2 separate regions of the Homo sapiens genome follow, and region 2 is linked to region 1. A link is an interaction called in ENCODE POLR2A ChIA-PET data of the cell type or tissue named here. Cell type or tissue: Caco-2. All regions are shown on one strand. Each heading gives the region's core, and the rest is flanking DNA. Links, peaks and the distances in the headings are about the cores only.

Evidence for each region. Peaks named below come from ENCODE experiments on the same cell type or tissue, not always from the same donor. Only the 100,000 strongest peaks of a DNase experiment are listed, where the experiment ranks them.
Region 2: POLR2A ChIA-PET joins it to region 1 with 14 read pairs; 11 of 35 experiments call an interaction of 5 or more read pairs at or near these places.

Annotation. Positions count from the first base shown.
Region 1 is chr22:40,996,476-41,006,884 of GRCh38, forward strand. No RefSeq gene overlaps it. Among named protein-coding and RNA genes, the nearest start is that of RBX1, 50 kb to the left of the region's middle. In Caco-2, for the core only: no CTCF peak of the experiment used is centred there; DNase peaks (open chromatin) are centred at 5,416 and 6,776; H3K4me3 peaks cover 348 bases.
Region 2 is chr22:41,047,350-41,057,758 of GRCh38, forward strand. No RefSeq gene overlaps it. Among named protein-coding and RNA genes, the nearest start is that of SNORD140, 21 kb to the right of the region's middle. RefSeq lists enhancers at 1,183-1,993, 1,994-2,802. In Caco-2, for the core only: no CTCF peak of the experiment used is centred there; DNase peaks (open chromatin) are centred at 1,612 and 2,082; H3K4me3 peaks cover 706 bases.

The DNA.
Region 1 (10,409 bases), core at 1,406-9,405:
TCCATGCATTTTCCTTACCTGCTGGGCCCCCGAGCAAACCCCAGGCAGGGGAAGACTGTGGTGTGAAGGGCGGGGTTGAGGACAAGTTTGTTGACCAAGAGCCAGCTTTCGAAGAGCCAAGTAAAAAGGTCTTAGAAGGTAGGGAACAGGGAGTTGTCAAGATGAGAGGAATTAACAGCGTGGAAATGACAGCAGAAGAGAAGAGATGACCAGAGGAGCTGACATTTTGAGCAGTGACTGAGTATAACAGAGACACGAGGTGTGGTGGGAGGAGCATCCTAGCTGGGCTCTGCAGGCTGAGGCCAGGAGGCTCCCACAGTGGTCCTGGTGGAGTCAGAAGGCCAGTTCTCCAGGCCCTGAAGCTCATTAATTTAGGTGCTCAAGGAGGGATTCGTCGTTTTATTTTGTTTTGTTTTGTTGAGAGACAGAGTCTTGCTCTGTCACCCAGGCTGGAGTGCCGTGGCATGATCTCAGCTTGCTGCAACCTCTGCCTCCCGGGTTCAAGTGATTCTTCTGCCTCAGCCTCCCTAGTAGCTGGGATTACAGGCATGCGCCACCACACCCAGCTAGTTTTTTATATTTTTAGTAGAGACACTGTTTCACCATGCCAGGCAGGTCTCGAACTCCTCACCTCAGTTGATCCACCCGCCTCGGCCTCCCAAAGTGCTGGGATTACAAGCGTGAGCCACCGCCCCCGGCCAGATTTGTTTTTATCTAGATCAGAACTGTCCAACAAAAATAGAATACAAGCCATCTATATTATGAAACCATTTTTATCTTTGCCAATCATTAAGTGTAAATGGAATCTCATTGTGGATTTAAGTGAAATTGAGCATCCCTTTATTTAAGAGCCATAATAATTTTCTTTTCTGTGAATTCTCTTTTTTTTTTTTTTTTTTGAGACAGAGTCTTACTCTGTCGCCCAGGCTGGTGTGCAGTCAGGCGATCTCAGCTCACTGCCACCTCTGCCTCCCAGGTTCAAGTGACTCTCCCGCCTCAGCCTCCCAAATAGCTGGGAGTACAGAAATTTGCCACCACACCTGGATGATTTATTGCATAATCCATTCTTTCCTTTGTGTATTTGGGTGTGTTTCAGGACTTTGTATTCTATTAATGTTGTCTATTTGTGTTCCCCCAAAGAGTATTTCAATTTTTTTGTATTTTTAGTAGAGACCGGTTTTCACCACTTTGGCCAGGCTGGTCTCAAACTCCCAACCTCAGACGATCCACCCACCTCGGCCTTCCCAAGTGCTGGGATTACAGGCATGAGTCACCGCGCCCACCCTGTTTTCAGTGAATTCTTTCTTCACATCACATCCCATGACTGTTTTTCTATAGGATTTTACTCTTTTGCACTTCAGTTTACAGGACTTTTTTTTTTTTTTTTGAGACAGAGTTTCAGTCTTTTGCCCAGGCTGGAGTGCAGTGGCGTGATCTTGGCTCGCTGCAACCCTCACCTCCCAGGTTCAAGCAATTCTCATGCCTCAGCCTCCAAAGTAGCTGGGATTACAGGCACCTGCCACTATGCTCAGCTAATTTGTGTAGTTTTAGTAGAGATAGGGTTTCACCATGTTGGCCAGGCTGGTCTCGAACTCCCAACCTCAGGTGATCCACCCGTCTCGGCCTCCAAAAGTACTGGGATTACAGGCGTGAGCCACCACACCCAGCATTTTTTATTTTATTTTATTTTGTTTTTGAAATAAAGTCTTGCTCTGTCACCCAAGCTGGAGTGCAGTGATGCGATCTTGGCTCACTGCAACCTCCACCTCCTGGGTTCAAGCAATTCTTGTGCCTCAGTCTCCCAAGTAGCTGAGACTACAGGCACATGGCACCACATTCAACTAATTTTTTGTAGTTTTTGTAGAGACAGGCTTATTGAGGCTGGTCTCGAACTTCTGACTTCAAGTGATCTGCCCGCCTCAGCCTCCCAAAGTGCCAGGATTACAAGCGTGAGCCACCATGCATGGCCAAGGAGTCCTTTTTATGCAGTAGAAATTTGTCCTTTTTTTTTTTTTTTTTTTTTTGAGACTCTGGGCTCAAGCAATTCTACTGCCTCAGCCTCCTGAGTAGCAGGGATTACAGGCACATGCCACCACACCTGGATAATTTTTTTTTTTTGAGACGGAGTTTTGCTCTTGTTGCCCAGGCTGGAGGGCAATGGCGCGATTTCAGCTCACTGCAAACTCCGCCTCCCGGGTTCAAGAGATTCTCCTGCCTCAGCCTCCCGAGTAGCTGGGATTACAGGCATGCGCCACCACACCCAGCTAATTTTGTATCTTTAGTAGAGACAGGGTTTCTCCATGTTGGTCAGGCTGGTCTCGAACTCCCGACCTCAGGTGATCCACTCGCCTCGGCCTCCCAAAGTGCTGGGATTACAGGTGTGCGCCATGGCACCTAGCCAGAAATTTGTCTTATTTGTTGCATATATTATTGTTCAGTTTGTTGTCTTTTGACTATTATTTTTCCCTGGAAAATGTTAAAATTTTTACTGTGGTCAAAGTTGATAACTTCTGAGTTTTGAGTCATGCTTAAGTAAGCCCATCCCACTGCAAGATTATAAATTTTTTTAATCTGGTTACTTTTATGGTTTCATGTTTTAGACGTGTATCGTTGAGCCTTTGAAACTTATTTTAGTGTAAGTAATGTAGGAAGGATACAAAGGCATTGTTTCCAGATGGCTACTCAATATTCCAGAATGATTTATTGCATAAGCCATTCTTTCCTTTGTGTATTTGGGTGTGTTTCAGGACTTTGTATTCTATTAATGTTGTCTATTTGTGTTCCCCCAAAAAGTATTTTAATATAATAGTTGTGTTTTTGTTTTTGTTTTTGTTTTTGTTTTTTGAGATGGAGTTTCACTCTTGTTGCCCAGGCTGGAGTGCAATGGCGTGATCTCAGTTCACCACAACCTCTGCCTCCTTGGGTTCAAGTGATTCTCCTACCTCAGCCTCCCGAGTAGCTGGAATTACAGGCATGTGCCTCCACGCACGGCTACTTTTTTGTATTTTTAGTAGAGACAGGATTTCTCCATGTTGGTCAGGCTGGTCTCGAACTCCCGACCTCAGGTGATCCGCCCACCTTGGCCTCCCAAAGTGCTGGGATTACAGGCGTGAGCCACTGCACCAGGCCTAATTATAATGGTTTTATAATATATTTTAATATCTGGTTGGGCTTGTTCCTTTCTCTTTAACAATTTCCTTAGTTCTTTTGTTTTTGTTTGTTTTTGTTTTTCAAGACAGGGTCTCGTTCTGTTGCCTAGGCTGGAGTGCAGTGGCGTGATCGTGACTCACTGCAGCCTCTACCTCCCAGGCTCAAGCAATCCTCCCACCTCAGCCTCCCAAGTAGCTGGGACTACAGGCACGCACCACCATGCCTGGCTGATTTTTGTATTTTTTTTTTGTAGAGATGGCATCTCGCCATGTTGCCCAGGCTAGTCTTGAACTTCTGGGCTCAAGCGATCCATCTGCCTCAGCCTCCCTAAAGTGCAGAAATTACAGATGTGAGCCACCACACCCAGCTATGAATTCTCTTCGTCCTTAAAACCAGCTTTTCTGTTTCTTGGGGGGTCTCACAATTAATTTATAAATTAATTGAGAAATAATTGGCATCTTTATAATATTTATTTCCCTCCTTTTTTTTTACACAAAGTTAGCATACCATATAATCTATTCTGCTCCTTGCTTTTTTTCACTAAACAATATATTCCAGAGATCTTCCTTTCACACTTCATAGATTTTCCTTATTCTTTTGTATAGCTGCATAGTATTCCATTGGTAGATGTACCATACCCTGTTTAATTGGTCCCTTACAGATGAATACTTAGACTTTGAATCCTTTGCTGTTACCACCATTACTGTAATGAAATCTTGTGCATGACTCCTTTTGTGTGTACACACCAGGTTCGATCCTACCACAGGGACTTTGCCCTTTCCTCCCCACCACCCATATTCACATGGCTCACTCCCTCACTGCCTTCTTTCTCCAAGAGGCTCACCCAGCCTTCTCAATCTCCCTATCCTGTTAAATTTTTTTCGTATAGCAATCATCACCTTCAGACAGAGTATATATAATTTACTCTTTGATTATGTTTATTGTCTGTTTCCTACCACCAGATTGCAAGGGTTTTTGTTGCTGTTTTGTTTTGGTTTTGTCCAACTTGTTCACTGATTTGTATTCCTGGCACCAGAAAGGTAACTGATACTAAAATAATAATTGCTGAAGGGCCAGGTTTGGTGGCTCATGCCTGTAATCCCAGGACTTTGGGAGGCCAAGCCCAGGAGTTCAAGACTAGCCTAGGCAACATAGCGAGACTCCATCTCTATTAAAAAAAAAGAGAGAGAGAGAGAGAAAGAAAATTTTTAAAAAGAAGCAAATATAAGCATAGCATTTAGCAGAACACAGACTAAAAAAAAAACTGTTGAATTAATATACAAATATATTTGTAAGATAAATTCCTAGAATGGGATTGCTGGGTCAAAATGTAGGTCTTCCATTTTATTTCAAATTAATCTTCTTTTTTTTTTTTTTTTTTTGAGATAGGTTTTCTCTCTGTCCCCCAGGCTGGAGTCCAGTGGCACAATCACAGCTCACTGCAGCCTCGACCTCCTGGGCTCAAGCAATCCTCCCACCTCAGCTTCCTGGATAGCTGGGTAGGTGGCATGCGCCACCACACCCGACTAATATTTTGTATTTTTTTGTAGATGCGGGCTTTCGCCATGTTGCCCAGGCTGGTCTCTAACTCCTGAGCTCAAGCGATCTGCCTGCCTTGGCCTCCCAAAGTGCTGGAATTACGGGTGTGAGCCACTGCGCCTGGCCAGGCTTTCTCATTTATTTGTGTAATAATCACAGTCCTTTTAGGGTTCTTTGTAGCTATGGTTATTTTCTCATTTCATTTCTAATTTTGTTAGAAATGGTCTTAAGAAGGTATTTTCAATATTTCAAGAAGTCCAAATTCTACAGGCTTGCTTGCACTAACTAGCAAAATAAAATGCTCCAAGATTTCCTGCTTTGAGCTAAAATGCTATTAGCTCAGTGGGGTAATGGTGGTGATCTCCTGCTGATATGAAGCTCTGACAGTAGCTTGAAAATTGTTGATGTGTAAAGAGTGGAGTTACAGCTTAGTTACCACTTAAAGGCAGGTATTCTCAATAGACAAGTTTTCTAAAACATGGATCTGTGGTGAAGGTGGTGGTATTGGGGCAAACAAAGGGGTCCTTGGTCAATAACAATGGCCAATAACCGTAAAGCTGTGTTAGGAAATCTCTTCTAGCCTTTGCTGCTTTGTGTTAACCCTTGTCAGCTTGGACAGAAGAGCCATAACCTGTTTAGCAAGAAACAGGTCCACTGTTTTTGTCCTGGATTGCCTGCAGCTGTTATTTCTAAAAGTTCTAAAAGTTCAGTTACCATGACAACTATGTGAAAGCCCCAGAACATCTATCAACTTTGAACAGAGTGAATCTGGATGGAGGTGCGGCAGAGTGGGAAGAGCAAGGTGTGACTCATTCATTCATTAAATGCCTCTTTTTTTTTTTTTTTTTTTTCTTCTGAGATAGGGCTTGGCTTTGTAGCCCAGGCTAGAGTGCAGTGGTGTAATCAAGGCTCACTGCAGCCTCAACCTCCTGGGCTCAAGCCATCCTCCCACCTCAATCTCCCGATACTTTTTTTTTTTTTGAGATGGAGTCTCGCTCTGTCACCCAGGCTGGAGTGCAGTGGTGTGATCTCGGCTCACTGCAACCTCCGCCCCCTAGGTTCAAGCGATTCTCCTGCCTCAGCCTCCCGAGTAGCTGGGATTACAGGCGCGCTGTAATTTTTGTATTTTTAGTAGAGACGGGGTTTCACCATCTTGGCCAGGCTGGTCTTGAACTCCTGACCTCATGATCCACCCGCCTCGGCCTCCCAAAGTGCTGGGATCACAGGCATGAGCCACAGCATCCGGCAAATCTCCCGATATTAAATGAGTTTTGAACACTCCTCAGTATCAGGCACTGGGGATACATAGATGAGCATGGCAGATAAGGGCTCAGGAAGAACTGTAGATTGTTGAAGAGTCAGGTTTTGTTTTGTTTTGTTTGTTTGTTTTTTGAGATGGAGTCTCGCTTTGTCACCCAGGCTAGAATGCAGTGGCGCAATCTCGGCTCACTGCAACCTCCGCCCCCAGGGTTCAAGCTATTCTCCTGCCTCAGCCTCCTGAGTAGCTGGGATTACAGGCACACGCCACCACGCCAGGCTGATTTTTGTATATTTAGTAGTGACAGATTTTCACCATGTTGGCCAGGCTGGTCTCGAATGCCTGACCTCGTGATCCACCCGCCTCAGCCTCCCAAAGTGCTGGAATTACAGGTGTGAGCCACCACGCCCAGCTGTAGGCCTATATTTTAATAGTATCTCTGCCTTTTAGTAGCTTGGTGATATCGGCCACTCACTAAGCTTCTCTGAATCTCATGAGCAGAATGGGGTTACTAACACCTCCTTTGCAGGGTGAGGCTCTGGATTTAGGGCACGTGCTATAGAAATGTTAGTTTCCTTCCTCCTAACCCTGGCTCAGCCATTTACTGGCTCTGTGGCCTGGGAGAAGGTCTTTACCTTCTTGGAGCTTCTGTTTCCTCATAGGTATCTCTAAAGTCGCTTCTACACCTGGGAGCCTTGGGCCCTGATGGGTTAAATATGGAAGCTCTGAGAAGCCAGGTTGGCTGCTCCAGCTCCTTCCTTCCCAACCAAAACAAACCCGGAAGTACAGGTTCTTTCTGATGACAGCAACCCCCAGCCACAGGTTTTCCAGGGCTGGGCTAATTTCAGACGAGAATCCCGTGCTTGTCAGACCAGATTTCCTGCTTTGGGACTTGGGAAATCCAGTTGCCTTAAACTGACCTTTCTCTGGGCCACTCTTCTTGTACCAGGTGGAGAACCTGTAGCAAAAAAAAAAAAACTGGTCACAGTCCGTAGACCCACGGCCTCGTAGAGAACGGCAGTGGGAGTCACGACATCGTGCTGGGTCCCAGGGACCTGGTGTTAAGTTCTCCATGGAGCTTTCTGTTTTTCTTTCTTTCTTTTTATAATTGAGGTGAAATTCACATAACAGAAAGTTAATCATTTTTAAGTGTACAGTGGCCAGGTATGGTAGCTCAAACCTGTAATACCAGCACTTTGGGAGGCTGAGTGGAGAGGATCGCTTGAGCTCGGGGTGAGACCCCATCACTATTGTTTTTTTTTTTTTTTTTTTTTTTTTTGAGATGGAGTCTCGCTCTGTTGCCCAGGCTGGAGTGCAATGGCGCAATCTCAGTTCAGTGCAGCCTCCACCTCCCAGGTTCAAGTGATTCTCCTACCTCAGCCTCCCAAGTAGCTAGGACTATAGGACTACAGGAGCCCGCTACAACACCCAGCTAATTTTTGTATTTTTAGTAAAGTAAGGGTTTCATCATGTTGGCTAGGCTGGTCTCAAACTCCTGACCTCAGGTGATCCACCCGCCCCGGCCTCCTAAAGTGCTGGGATTACAGGCGTGAGCCACTGTGCCCCGCCCTCCATCACTATTAAAATAAATAAATAAATAAATAAAAGTGTACAGTTCAGAATCAGTATATTCACAGTATACCCCATACTCATTAAGCACTCACTCTTCATTCCCCCGTCGCTACCCCCAGGCAACCACAAATCTGCTTTCTGTCTCTATGGATTTCCCTATTCTGGACACTTCATGTGAATGGGATCACAAAATATGTGACCTTTTGTGATGCGTCATTCACTTAGCATAATGGTATTTTGTTTTTTGTGAGACAGGGTCTCATTCTGTTGTCCAGGCTGGAGTGTAGTGGCACAATTTCAGCTCACTGTAGCCTCAACCTCCCGGGCTCAAGTGATCCTTCTACCTCAGCCTCCCAAGTAGCTGAGGCTAAAGGTGTGTGCCACCATCCCTGGCTAATCTTTGTATTTTTTTGTATTTTTTCACCGTGTTTCCCAGGCTGGTCTCAAACACCTGAGCTCAAGCAATCCTCCTGCCTCAGCCTCCCAGAGTGCTGGGATTATAGGCATGTACCACCGTGCCTAGCCAGCATAATGTTTTTGAGGTGCATCAACAATTTGTTATGGAGCAGGCCTTCGTTCCTCTTAATGTCTGAATAATAGTCCATTGCATGGGTACACGTCACATTTTATATAGCCCTTCACCAGGTGATGGACATTTGGGTGGTTTCCACCTTTGGCTGTCACGAATAGTGCTGCTATGAACATTCCTGTACAAGTATTTGTTTGGTTTTTTGGTTTTTGTTTTTGTTTTTTTGAGACACAGTCTCGTTCTGTCGACCAGGCTGGAATGCAGTGGCACGATCTTGGCTCACTACAACCTCCGCCTCCTGGGTTCAAGCGATTTTCCTGCCTCCGCCTCCCGAGTAGCTGGGATTACAGGCGCCCGGCACCATGCCCAGCTAATTTTTTTGCATTTTTAGTAGAGAGGGGGATTTCACCATGTTGGCCAGGCTGGTCTCCAACTCCTGACCTCAGGTGATCCATCTGCCTCGGCCTCCCAAAGTGCTAGGATTACAGGCATGAGCCACCATGCCCAGCCTACAAGTATTTGAATACCTGTTTTCAATTATTTTGGTTATATACTCTCCATAGAATTTTAATTCCCTCAAGCTGGGAGAATCATCCCTGCCCTGCCTTACTCTTGGGCTGGTGTGAGGATCAAGTATGACAGTGGAGAAAAAATAGTCGTAGCAGTGCTAACAACTCCACGGCCTGATCCTGAATATCCAACTGCCCGTTAGATATATTCACGTGCATGTTTAACTGGGATCTATATCTCTTTTTTTTTTTAAGATGGAGTCTTGCTCTGTTGCCCAGGCTAGAGTGCAGTGGCACGATCTCGGCTCACTGCAACCTCCACCTCCTGGGTTTAAGCAATTCTCCTGCCTCAGCCTCCCAAGTAGCTGGGATTACAGGCGCCCACAACCACGCCTGGCTAATGTTTATATTTTTAGTAGAGATGGGGTTTCACCATCTTGGCCAGGCTGGTCTCAAACTCCTAACCTCAAGATCCACCCACCTCAGCCTCCCAGAGTGCTGGGATTACAGATGTGAGCCACCACACCTGGCCAGCATCTGTATCTTAATACATCCAAAATTGAGCTCCAGGCCAGGCACAGTGGCTCACACTTGTAATCCCAGCACTTTGGGAGGCAAAAACAGATGGATCACTTGAGGCCAGGAGTTCAAGACCAGCCTGGCCAACACAGTGAAATCCCGTCTCTACCAAAAAATAAAAAAATTAGCTGGACCTGGTAGCACACACCTGTAATCCCAGATACTCGGGAGGCTGAAGCAAGAGAATCACTTGAATTTGGGAGGCAGAGATTACAGTGAGCCGAGATCACACCGCTGCACTCCAGCCTGGGCAGTGACAGAGAGAGACTGTCTCAATAAAACAAACAACAACAACAACAAAAACAGAAAAAAATTGAGCCCCTGATTACCCCACTCCCAAACCTCTTTCATGTCCAGCCTAGCCCGTTTCAGTTGGTGGCAACTCATTCCTTACATTTTTCAGACTCAAAACCCTCCAGCCATCCTTGGCTCTCTCTCATACTACACATCCAACCCCTCAGGAAATAAAGCTATATATATATATCCAGAATCCGGAAGCTGAGGCAGGAGCCTCAGGAGCCTCGCTTGAGCAGGAACCTTAGGAGGCAGGAGGCTTACTTGAGCCCAGGAGTTCCAGGCTGCAGTGAGCTATGATTGCACCACTGCACTCTAGCCTGGGTTACAGACTGAGACCTTGTCTCAAAAAAAAATATATATATATGTGTGTGTGTGTGTGTGTGTGTGTGTGTGTGTGTGTGTGTGTGTGTATCCAGAATCCAACCATTTGTCACCACCACTGCTACCCCCTTGGCACCTAGTACTGAATTCTCTCTGCCCCTCTCTCCCCTTGTTCTTTACAGTCTATGCTCATCCAGGCAGCTGGGGTTAGCCTTTATTTTAATAATCTAAAGCTGGGAGTGGTGGCTCATGCCTGTAATCCCAGCTCTTTGGGTGGCCAAAGCAGGTGGATCACTTGAGGCCAGGAGTTCAAGACCAGCCTGGCCAACATAGCGAAACCCTTCTCTCCAAAAAATATAAAAAATTAACCAGGCATGGTGGCATGCTCCTGTAATCCCAGCTACTTGGGAGGCTGAGGCACAAGAATTGCTTGGGCCTGGGAGGCAGAGGTTTCAGTGAACCAAGATTGCACCACTGCACTCCAGCCTGGGTGACAGAGCAAGATTCCATCTCAAAAAAAATTATTATTATTATTATTTTTTTGACACAGGGTCTCACTCTGTCACCCAGGCTAGAGTACAGTGGCACAATCATAGCTCACTGCAGCATTAAACTCCTGGACTCAGGTGATCCACCCACTTCAAATTCCCCAATA
Region 2 (10,409 bases), core at 890-8,889, 50 kb after region 1:
TCTCGGCTCACTGCAACCTCTGCCTCCCAGGTTCAAGCTATTCTCCTGCCTCAGCCTCCCAAGCAGCTGGGATTACAAGTGCCTGCCACCATGTATGGCTAATTTTTGTATTTTTAGTAGAGACGGGATTTCACCATGTTGGCCAGGCTGGTCTCGAACTCCTGACTCAGGTGATCCGCCCTCCTCAGCCTCCCAAAGTGCTGGGATTACAGGTGTCAGCCACCGCGTCCGGCCTATTTTTATTTTTTTAGACAGGGTCTCACTCTGTCCCCCATGCTGGAGTGCAGTGCCTCAATCTCAGCTCACTACAACCTCTGCCGCCCCACTCAAGTGATCCTCCTACCTCAGCCTCCCACGTAGCTGGAACCACAGGCAAGTGTCACCACACTCAGCTAATTTTTTAATTTTTTTGTAGAGACAGAGACTCACAACGTTGCCCAGGCTGGTCTCGAACTCCTGGGCTCAAGTCATCCTCCCTCCTCAGCCACCCAAAGTGCTGGGATTGCAGGCGTGAGCCAACACGGCTGTCCTCTTTTAGCAATTTTGAAATATACAATGTAGTAACTGGTTTCTCTTTGACCCTTCCTTTCTTTTTCAGTATAGCAATGGAATTGGATTGGGTAATCCTAATGTTCCTTTCACTTTTTGAGTTTCTTTGGAAATATTTTAAGTTGTTTACAAAAAAGATATCACTCACAAACATCTGTTAAAGTAAATGTTTTATTGCAGCATAACACAGAAGAGCACACAAATCACAAGTGTTCAACTTGGTAATCAAGTGAACAGACTCCTGTAACTCACATGTGGATCCATCTGAATCTCCAAAAACCCTTCCAGTCACTACCACCCCCAGGGCCGCTATTATCCTGACCCCATAGATTAGATTTGCCAAGGACAATTAAAAGCAAATCATTCCAGCATCCTAAAACAACTACATTCACATTTGCGCTTTTCTTTCCAGTCTTTTCAAGATGTAAACATAGGCGCACACGGTGGCTCACGCCTATAAATCTAGCACATTGGGAGGCCGAGACAGGCAGATCGCTTGAGCTCAGGAGTTCGAGACCATCCTGGCCAACATGGTGAAACCGCGTGTCTACTAAAAGTAAAAAATTAGCCGGATGTGGTGGCGCACTCCTATAATCCCAGCTACTCGGGAGGCTGAGGCAAGATAATTGCTTGAACCTGGGAGGCGGAGGCTGCATGGAGCCGAGATTGCGCCACTGCACTCCAGCCTGGGCAACAGAGTGAGACTCTGTCTCAAAAAAAAAAAAAAGATGTAAACAGGTGCTGACAGTTGTAACTAGTTGACATGCACTTTTGTTTTCACACCCACACACTCCCATCAGTTTTTTTACCTTTATGTACCTAAGACAACATAATCATTAATGCTATTCTCCTTTCTGGTGCCTATTACGATATTAAAGGGAAAATGCCATTATAGACATTTCTAGGCGAATCGCACTGGAGCAGTAAACACGTGGATGAACAGCCCGGAATCCACTCTCATCAGATAAGAGAAGAATCCAGCTGCCTCTTGCTGCACCACAGCTCCCTTTCCCTGGGGCTGTGTTTCCGATTCCTCTTGGCTCTACTTTCCCGGCCTCTGCCTGGTGGCCTGAGAGCTGCGGGCTATGGCTGGCCAGGGGGCGGGCCCAGGCGCGGAGCATGTGTTTTGAGCATTAGTGGAATCTGTCGGATTAGTGCTTCCTGCTCATGCTGGTTTCACAGAGAGAGCAGAGGCAAGATGGATGCGGGAGGCACAGGCGTGTCCCCGCGGTCCTGTAGTGTGGGTACAATGGCTTTATTTCAGACTTTGTCTGCCGGTTTCCAACTTGGCTTATCCATGTGTCCGTCCCCTGCAAGTCCACGCTGCTTCCGCTGTGGAGTCTACAGACATCTGGTTATCGAGGGAAGCATTTGTCCAGCGAGGATTCAAAGCCAGACACAAAGCCACCACTGGCTTGAGTACCATGGATGGGGTTTATAGGGGAGTGAGTTCTGAGTCCCTGCCTGCTCCCGCAGCCCACCCACCATGGCGAGGAGCAGCCGCTGACTATGCCGACCTGTTTAGTGTCGCCAGTGATTTATGGCCCAGTGGGGCCCAGCTGTTGGCCGTGGACACAGCAGCTGCTCAAGGTTAAGCAGGCCCTGTGTGAGGGATGCAAGTCACAGGATGGACCCAGTGCAGTTGTTCCCTCTTGGGGTCAAGGGGGCGATCATGTTGCCAGTCTGAAAACCAACGCAAGCTAAGGAGGGCTGTTCCCTGCAACACACATGCACTTGCCCCCTCCAGCTAAGGCCCAAAGCTCTGCTCTAAGTCTGAATCCGCTGCGTGGCTGTTGGTGCCAGGCTGAGCTGAGAGGCTGTTCAGGAGGCCTTGTGCAGCCCTGCAGGAACATGTGGGTTGTCAGAGCTGCTGCCCTGTTGTCCCATGGCATTACCTGATTGTCACCCAAGAAGGAACGTGCCTTGGAGTAAGGGCTGAGAGAGGAAGGGAACAGCCAGCTCTTTATGGAACCCTCACCATGGGCCAGGCCCTGTCCAAATGCTTTCCTTGGGTTTTCACATCTAACCCTTGCAACAAGTCAGTGGGGTAGACTTTACTAATATTTCCCTAAACCTCCTGAAAATGGGAGTTCAGAGAGGGTGAGGAAACTGACCAAGGTCACACAGCTAGGCTAGTGCCTGTCTCTGGGGCCAGAATTTTTTTTTTTTTTTTTCTGAGATGGAGTCTCACTGTGTCACCCAGGCTGGAGTGCAGTGGCGCAATCTAAGCTCACTGCAACCTCCACCTCCCGGATTCAAGCAATTCCCTGCCTCAGCCTCCCGAGTAGCTGGGACTACAGGCACCTGCCACCACGCCCGGCTAATTTTTGTATTTTTTTTTCAGTACAGACAGGGTTTCACCACCTTGGCCAGGGTTGTCTTGAACTCCTGACCTCGTGATCCACCCACCTTGGCCTCCCAAAGTGCTGGGATTACAGGCATGAGCCACCACACCAGGCCACTTCACTCTTTTTAATAGCCAAATAATATTCCATTGTATGGGTATCCCACATTTTCCTTAGCCACTCTAGTGATGGACATTCATGCTGTTTCCAGTTTTTCACTATTATAAATAATGCTGCTATTAATATTTATGTAAACAATTTTGTGTGGACATATGTTTTCATTTCTCTTGGATATATACCTAGGAATGGAATTGCTGGGTCATATGGTAACTGCTTAACTTTTTGAAGAACCACCAAACTTTCTTTTTTCTTTTTTTTTTTTTTTCAAGACAGTCTCGCTCTGTCACCCAGGCTGGAGTGCGGTGGTGCGATCTCAGCTCACTGCAACCTCTGCCTCCCGGGTTCAAGCGATTCTCCTGCCTGAGCCTCCCAAGTAGCTGGGACTACAGATGGGCACCGCCACGCTGGCTCATTTTTGTATTTTTAGTAGAGACGGGGTTTCACCATGTTGTCCAGGCTGGTCTCAAACTCCTGGCCTCAAGTGATCACCCGCCTTGGCCTCCCGAAGTGCTGGGATTACTGGAGTGAACCACTGCACTTGGCTTCTTTTTTTAAAAGGCAGGGTATTGCCATGTTGCCCAGGCTGGAGTGCCGTGGCTGGCTGTTCACAGGTATGATCCCACTACTGATCAGCACGGGACAAACTTTTTGAGAAACCACCAAACTGTTTTCCCCAGTGATGTACCATTTCACATTCCTACCACTAATGTATGAGGGTTGCAATTTCTCCACATGTTCACCAGCATTTGTCTGTCTTTGATTATAGCCATCCTAATGTGTATGAAGTGGTATCTCACTGTGGTTTTGATTAATACTTGGTCTAATGGCTAATGACATTGAGACTATTTTCATGTACTTATTGTCCATTCATGTATCTTTTTTTTTAGAGATATCTTTCTCTAAAAAGTTTTAAATCTTAAAAATTAAATCCTTTAAAAAATCTTTCTCTAAAAATAGTTTAAAAACTATTTTAAAAATTAAGTTACTGTGGTCGGGCTCGGTGTCTCACGTCTGTAATCCCAACACTTTGGGAGGCCAAGGCAGGCATATTACCTGAGATCAGGAGTTTGAGACCACCCTGGCCAACTTGATGAAACCCTGTCTCTACTAAAAATACAAAAAATTAGCTAGGCGTGGTGGCAGATGTCTGTAATCCCAGCTATTCAGGAGGCTGAGGCAGGAGAATCTCTTGAACCTAGGAAACGGAGGTTGCAGTGAGCCAAGATCGTGCCACTGCATTTCAGCCTGGGCAACAAGAGTGAAACTTCATCTCAAAAAAAAAAAATTAAGTTATTGTCTTAAAAAAATTTTTTTTTAATAGAGTCAGGGTCTCACTGTGTTGCCCAGGATGGTCTTGAACTCCTGGGCTCAAGCAATCCTCTTGCCTCAGTCTCCCAAAGTGCTGGAATTACAGGCGTGAGCTACCACGCTGCACCCAGCCTATCTTTTTATCATTGAATTATAAATATTCTTTCTAATACTCTGGATACATGATTTGCAAAGATTTTCTACCATTCTGTGTGCTGTCTTTTTGCTTTCTTTTTTTCTCCACTTTTTTATTTTTTTGAGATGGAGTCTTGCTCTGCCACCCAGGCTGGAGTGCAGTGGCATGATCTCTGCTCAATGCAAGCTCCGCCTCCCGGGTTCACGCCATTCTCCTGCCTCAGCCTCCCGAGTAGCTGGGACTACAGGCGCCTGCCATCGCGCCCTGCTAATTTTTTGTATTTTTAGTAGAGACGGGGTTTCACCGTGTTATCCAGGAGGGTCTCGATCTCCTGACCTCATGATTCACCCGCCTTGGCCTCCCAAAGTGCTGGGATTACAGGCATGAGCCACCGCGCCCAGCTGTCTTTTTGCTTCTTGGTAATGTCCCTTGAAATACAAAAGTTTTCATTTTTTTTTTAGACAGGGTCTGACTCTGTCACCCAGGCTGGAGTGCAGCAGCACCATCTTGGCTCACTGCAGCCTCCCCCTCTTGAATTCAAGTGATTCTCCTGTCTCTGCCTCTCTAGTAGCTGGGATTATAGGCACCCACCATCACACCTAGCTAATTTTTGTATTTTTAGTAGAGACAAGGTTTCACCATGTTGGCCAGGCTGGTCTTGAACTCCTGACCTCAAGTGATCTGCCCACCTCCACCTCCCAAAGTTCTGCAATTACAAGCATGAGCCACCATGCCCGGCCTAATGATTTTAAATATGTGTCAGTGGTCCCCAAGACTGCTCTCAGGATGGATGATTTATAAGGAGGACTCAGAGGACTTAGCATGTAGTCATTTTCACAGCTAAGATTTATTATAGTGAAAAGATACAAAGCAAAATCAGCAAAGGGAAACAGCTCATGGGACAAAGTCCAGAGAAAACCAGACACAAGCTTCCAGAGTGCTCTTCTAGTGGAGTCAACATATTACATATCTAATTCCTCCAGCCGCAAGTTGTGATAACATGCGTGAAATGTTGTCTACCGGAGAAGCTCACTTGAGATTCAGTGCCCAAGTTGTTAAATTGGGGCTGGTCACGTATGCACTCTCTGCCTAGCACATACCAAAGTTGCAGACTCACAGAAGGAAAGCAAGTATTTAGCATAAACCACATTGTTTGTATAGTTTAGGCACAGTGAGCCACTCTTAGGAGTCCTGAAATCCATTTCTCCAGACATTAACCAAGGGTCAACCTTGAAAGCATGAATTTCTAAGGATAGCAGTCTCACGCCCACCACGTTAAGTCTTTTCTACACAAGATGTTAAACCAGTTTTGCATCATAGGGATAAATTCCTTTGATCATGGTGTGTAACTGGTTTTGTTTTGTTTTGTTTTGTTTTTACAGACAGGGTTTCATTCTATCAACCAGACTAGAGTGCAGTGGCAAGATCATAGCTCACTGCAGCCTTGACCTCCTGGGCTCATATGATTCTCCCACCTCAGGCTCCTGAGTAGCTGGGATTACAGTCACACACCACCATATCTAGCTCATTTTTTTGGTATTTTCTGTAGAGACAAGGTCTCTCTATGTTGCCCAGGCTGGTCTCAAATTCCTGGGCTAAAGCAACCACCTGCCTGAGCCTCCCAAAGTGCTGAGATGAGCTACTGCGCCCGGCCTGTAACCCTTTTTATATATTGTGGGATTCAGTTTCCTAGTATGTATTTTATTCAGGATTTTTGTGTCTAAATGAACAAGGGATAATGATCTGTGGTTTCCTTTTCTTGTGATATCTTTTTGTGGTTTCAGTATCAGAGTAATACCGGCATCATACAATGATTGGAAAGTGTTCCCTCCTCCTCTGTTTTTTGTAACAGTTTGTGAAAGATTGGTTTAAGCATATTGATTGGCCTGTTGCAGTAGCTAATGCCTGTAATTCCAGCACTTCGGGATATCGAGGTGGGAGGACTGCTTTAGCAGGAGTTCAAGACCAACCTGGGCAACAAAGCAAGACCTGATCTCTTCAAAAAAAATTTTTTTAATTAAAAAAAAAATAAGGCCAGGCGCGGTGGCTCACGCCTGTAATTCCAGCACTTTGGGAGGGCAAGGCGGGCAGATCACCTGAGGTCGGGAGTTCGAGACCAGCCTGACCAACATGGAGAAACCCTGTCTCTGCTAAAAATACAAAATTAGCTGGGCGTGGTGGTGCATGCCTGTAATCCCAGCTACTCGGGAGGCTGAGGCAGGAGAATCATTTGAACCCAGGAGGTGGAGGTTGCAGTGAACTGAGATGGCACCATGGCACTCCAGCCTGGTTGATAGAGCAAGACTCTGTCTCAAAAAAATAAATAAATAAAAATAAATAAATAGGCCGGGCGCAGTGGTTCACGCCTGTAATCACAGCACTTTGGGAGGCTGAGGCGGGCGGATCACCTGAAGTCAGGAATTTGAGACCAGCCTGGCCAACATATTGAAACGCAGTCTCTACTAAAAAATACAAAAATTAGCCAGGCGTGGTGGCAGGTGACTTAATCCCAGCTATGTGGGAGGCAGAGGCAGCAGAATCATTTGAACCTGGGAGGCGGAGGTTGCAGTGAGCCGAGATCGAGCCATTGCACTCAAACCTGGGAAATAAGAGCGAGACTTCTCTCAAAAAAAAATAAATAATAAATAAATAAATAAATAAAATTAAGTAAATTGGTAGAAGTTTCCTATTACTGCTATAACAAATTACTACAAACTTAATGACTTAAAAAAGCACAAATTAATTCTTTTTTTTTTTTTTGAGACGGAGTCTCTCTCTGTCACGCAGGCTGGAGTACAATGGCACAATCTCGACTCACTGCAACCTCCACCTCCCGGGTTCAAGCGATTCTCCTGTCTCAGTCTCCCAAGTAGCTGGGATTGCAGGCCAGCAGGCCCACACCCCCACGCCTGGCTAATTTTTTGTATTTTAGTAGAGACCGGGTTTCCCCATGTTGCCCAGGCTGGTGTTTTTAACTCCTGAGCTCAGGCAATCCACCTGCCTTGGCCTCCCAAGGTGCTAGGATTACAGGTGTGAGCCACCACGCCCAGCCACAGATTTATTCTTTTACAATTTTGGAGATTGAAAGTTCAAAATGGGTCTTACAGAACTGCAGCCAGGTGTCAGCAGGGCTGGTTCCTCCTGGAAGCTGCAGGAGAGGAATCCGCTTCTTGCTTCTTCCAATTTCTAGAGGCTGCTCATGGCTTTTTCTTCCATCCTCAAAGCCAGCTAAGTGGCAGCTTCTCTTTTAGACTCTACGTACCTCCGCTTCCTTCTTCCTATGGCTTTGGAACCTTGACTCTTTCTGCATCCCTCTTATAATTTCCCTTGTAATCACATCTGGTCCACCCATGTACTCCAAAATAATCTCCCCACTTTGAGATTCTTAATTACATTTGCAAAATCCCTTTTGCCATATAAAGGAACACTCATAGGTTCTGCAGATTAGGGCATAGATATTTTGGGAGGGCCATTATTCAGTATTCCATAATTGGTATTAATTTTTCTTTGACTATTTGGTAGAATTCACCAGTGAAGCTATCTAGGCCTGGATTTTTCTTTATGGAGAGTTTATTATTATTATTATTATTATTATTATTATTTTGAGACAAGCTCTGGCTGTATCTCCCAGGCTGGAGTAAGGTGGCACAATCCCAACTCACTACAACCTCTGCCTCCTGGACTCTCGCCGTCCTCCCACTTCAGCCTCCCAAGTAGCTGGGACTATAGGCGTGCACCACCATGTCCAGCTAAATTTTGTATTTTTTGTAGAAACGGGTTTCTGCCATGTTGCCCAGGCTGGTCTCAAACTCCTGAGCTCAAGCAATTCAACCACTTCAGCCTTCCAAAGTGCTGGGATTACAGGAATGAGCCACTGCACCCAACAAGTTTTTATTATTAATTTGATGTCTTTACTTGTTATAGGCCTACTCAGATTTTTGGTATCTTTTTGAATCAGTTCTGGTAACTTTTTTCCTAGAATTTGTCCATTTCATCTAAGTTACCTAATTTGTTGGACTACAGCTGTTCATAGTATTCCCTTGCAATCTTTTTTTTTTTTTTTTTTTTTGAAACAGAGTCTCGCTCTGTCGCCAGGCTGGTATGCAGAGGTGTGATCTTGGCTCACTGCAACCTCTGCCTCTTGTGTTCAAGCGATTCTCCTGCCTCAGCCTCCTGAGTAGCTGGGATTACAGGTGTGTGCCACCACACCTGGGTGATTTTTGTATTTTTAGTAGAGACCATGTTGGTCAGGCTGGTCTCGAACTCCTGACCTCGTGATCCACCCGCCTTGGCCTCCCAAAGTGCTGGGATTACAGGCGTTAGCGACTGCGCCCAGTATAATCTTTTTTTTTTTTTTTTTTTTTTTTGATACAGGGCCTTACTCTGTTGCCCAGGCTGGAGTGCAGTGGTGCCATCTCAGCTCACTGAAACCTCTGCCTCCCGGATGCAAGCAATTCTCCTGCCTCAGCGGGTGCCTGGGATTACAGGCGCCCACCACCACTCCCGGATAATTTTTTGTATTTTTAGTAGAGACGGGGTTTCACCACCAACGTGGATATGTTCTAAGAGGCCCAGTGGATGCCTGAATCCTCAGATAGTACTGAACCCTATATATACTATGTTTTTTCATATACATACATACCTATGATAAAGTTTAATTTATAAATGTATAAATTAGGCACAGTAAGAGATTAACAAAAATAACAATAAAATAGAACAATTATAACAATATACCACGCTCGTGCTTTGGGACCATTATTAAACCGAATAAGGATAACTTGGACACAGGCACTGCAATCCCAAGACAATCTGATAACTGAGAAAGCTACTAAGTTACGGCCAGTAGCATCTAGAGCCTGGACAAGCTGGACAAAGGGATCATTCTCATCCTGGGCAGGACGGAGTGAGATGGTGCGAGATTTCATCATATTACTCAGAACTGCTCGAAATTTAAAACATGAATTGCTTATTTCTGGAATTTTCCGTTTAATATTTTCAGAGGGCGTTAACGGCAGGTAACCACAGAAATCAAAATTGCTGATAAATGGGGGGGGATCTAGTGTAGTATAACACTCTGGCTGGGATTAATAGCAATTTAATTCCAATTAATAAACTACAACTTTACTTCTCTGTGGCTGTTTTCCACCTCCTTTGTGCTGTTATTGTCACAAATTACATTTTTTTCTTAGATAACATGTCCTTGAAACAAATTACATTTTTATACGCTGTGTGCTCATCAACAGATTTATAATTCTTGATTTATGCAGTTGTCTTTTAAATCACACAGGAGAAAAAAGATAAACAAAATGTATTTATACTTGTCTTTTGTATTTACCTATATAAAAGTATGTACTCTGCTGGTAATCCCCAATTACAATGGCCCAAGAGTTCTATAATGCAGAGATTTTCAGGGCTGAAAAAAAAAGCCATCTGCTTTGGTATTTCAGATCTAAGTACTTATAAGGAGTGGCTTGGGAGCAGTAGCCTTAGCAAGAGGTAAGACTTAACTTCCCCCAGGGGCTATGAGCTGAAAGGCAAAACTGGGAGTAAAGATGTTGGCTTCTCAACCCTGTTTCAGAAGGATTGAAGGTGGCTACCACCTTCAAGCTCAGCACAGGCTCATTTGTAGAAGACCAAAGAACAGTATTGAGGCTTAAAAGGTATGTCTAGGCCGAGCGTGGTGGCTCACGCATGTAATCCCAACACTTTCGGAGGCCAAGACAGGCAGATCACCTGAGGTCAGGAGTTTAAGACCAGCCTGGCCAACATGGTGAAACCCTGTCACTACTAAAAATACAAAAATTAGCCACTGTGGTGTCAGGTGCCTGTAATCCCAGCTACTCAGGAGGCTGAAGCATAAGAATTGCTTGAACCTGAGAGACAAAGGTTGCCGTGAGCCAAGATGGCGCCACTGCACTCCAGCCTGGGGGATAGAAGCGAGACTCTGTCTC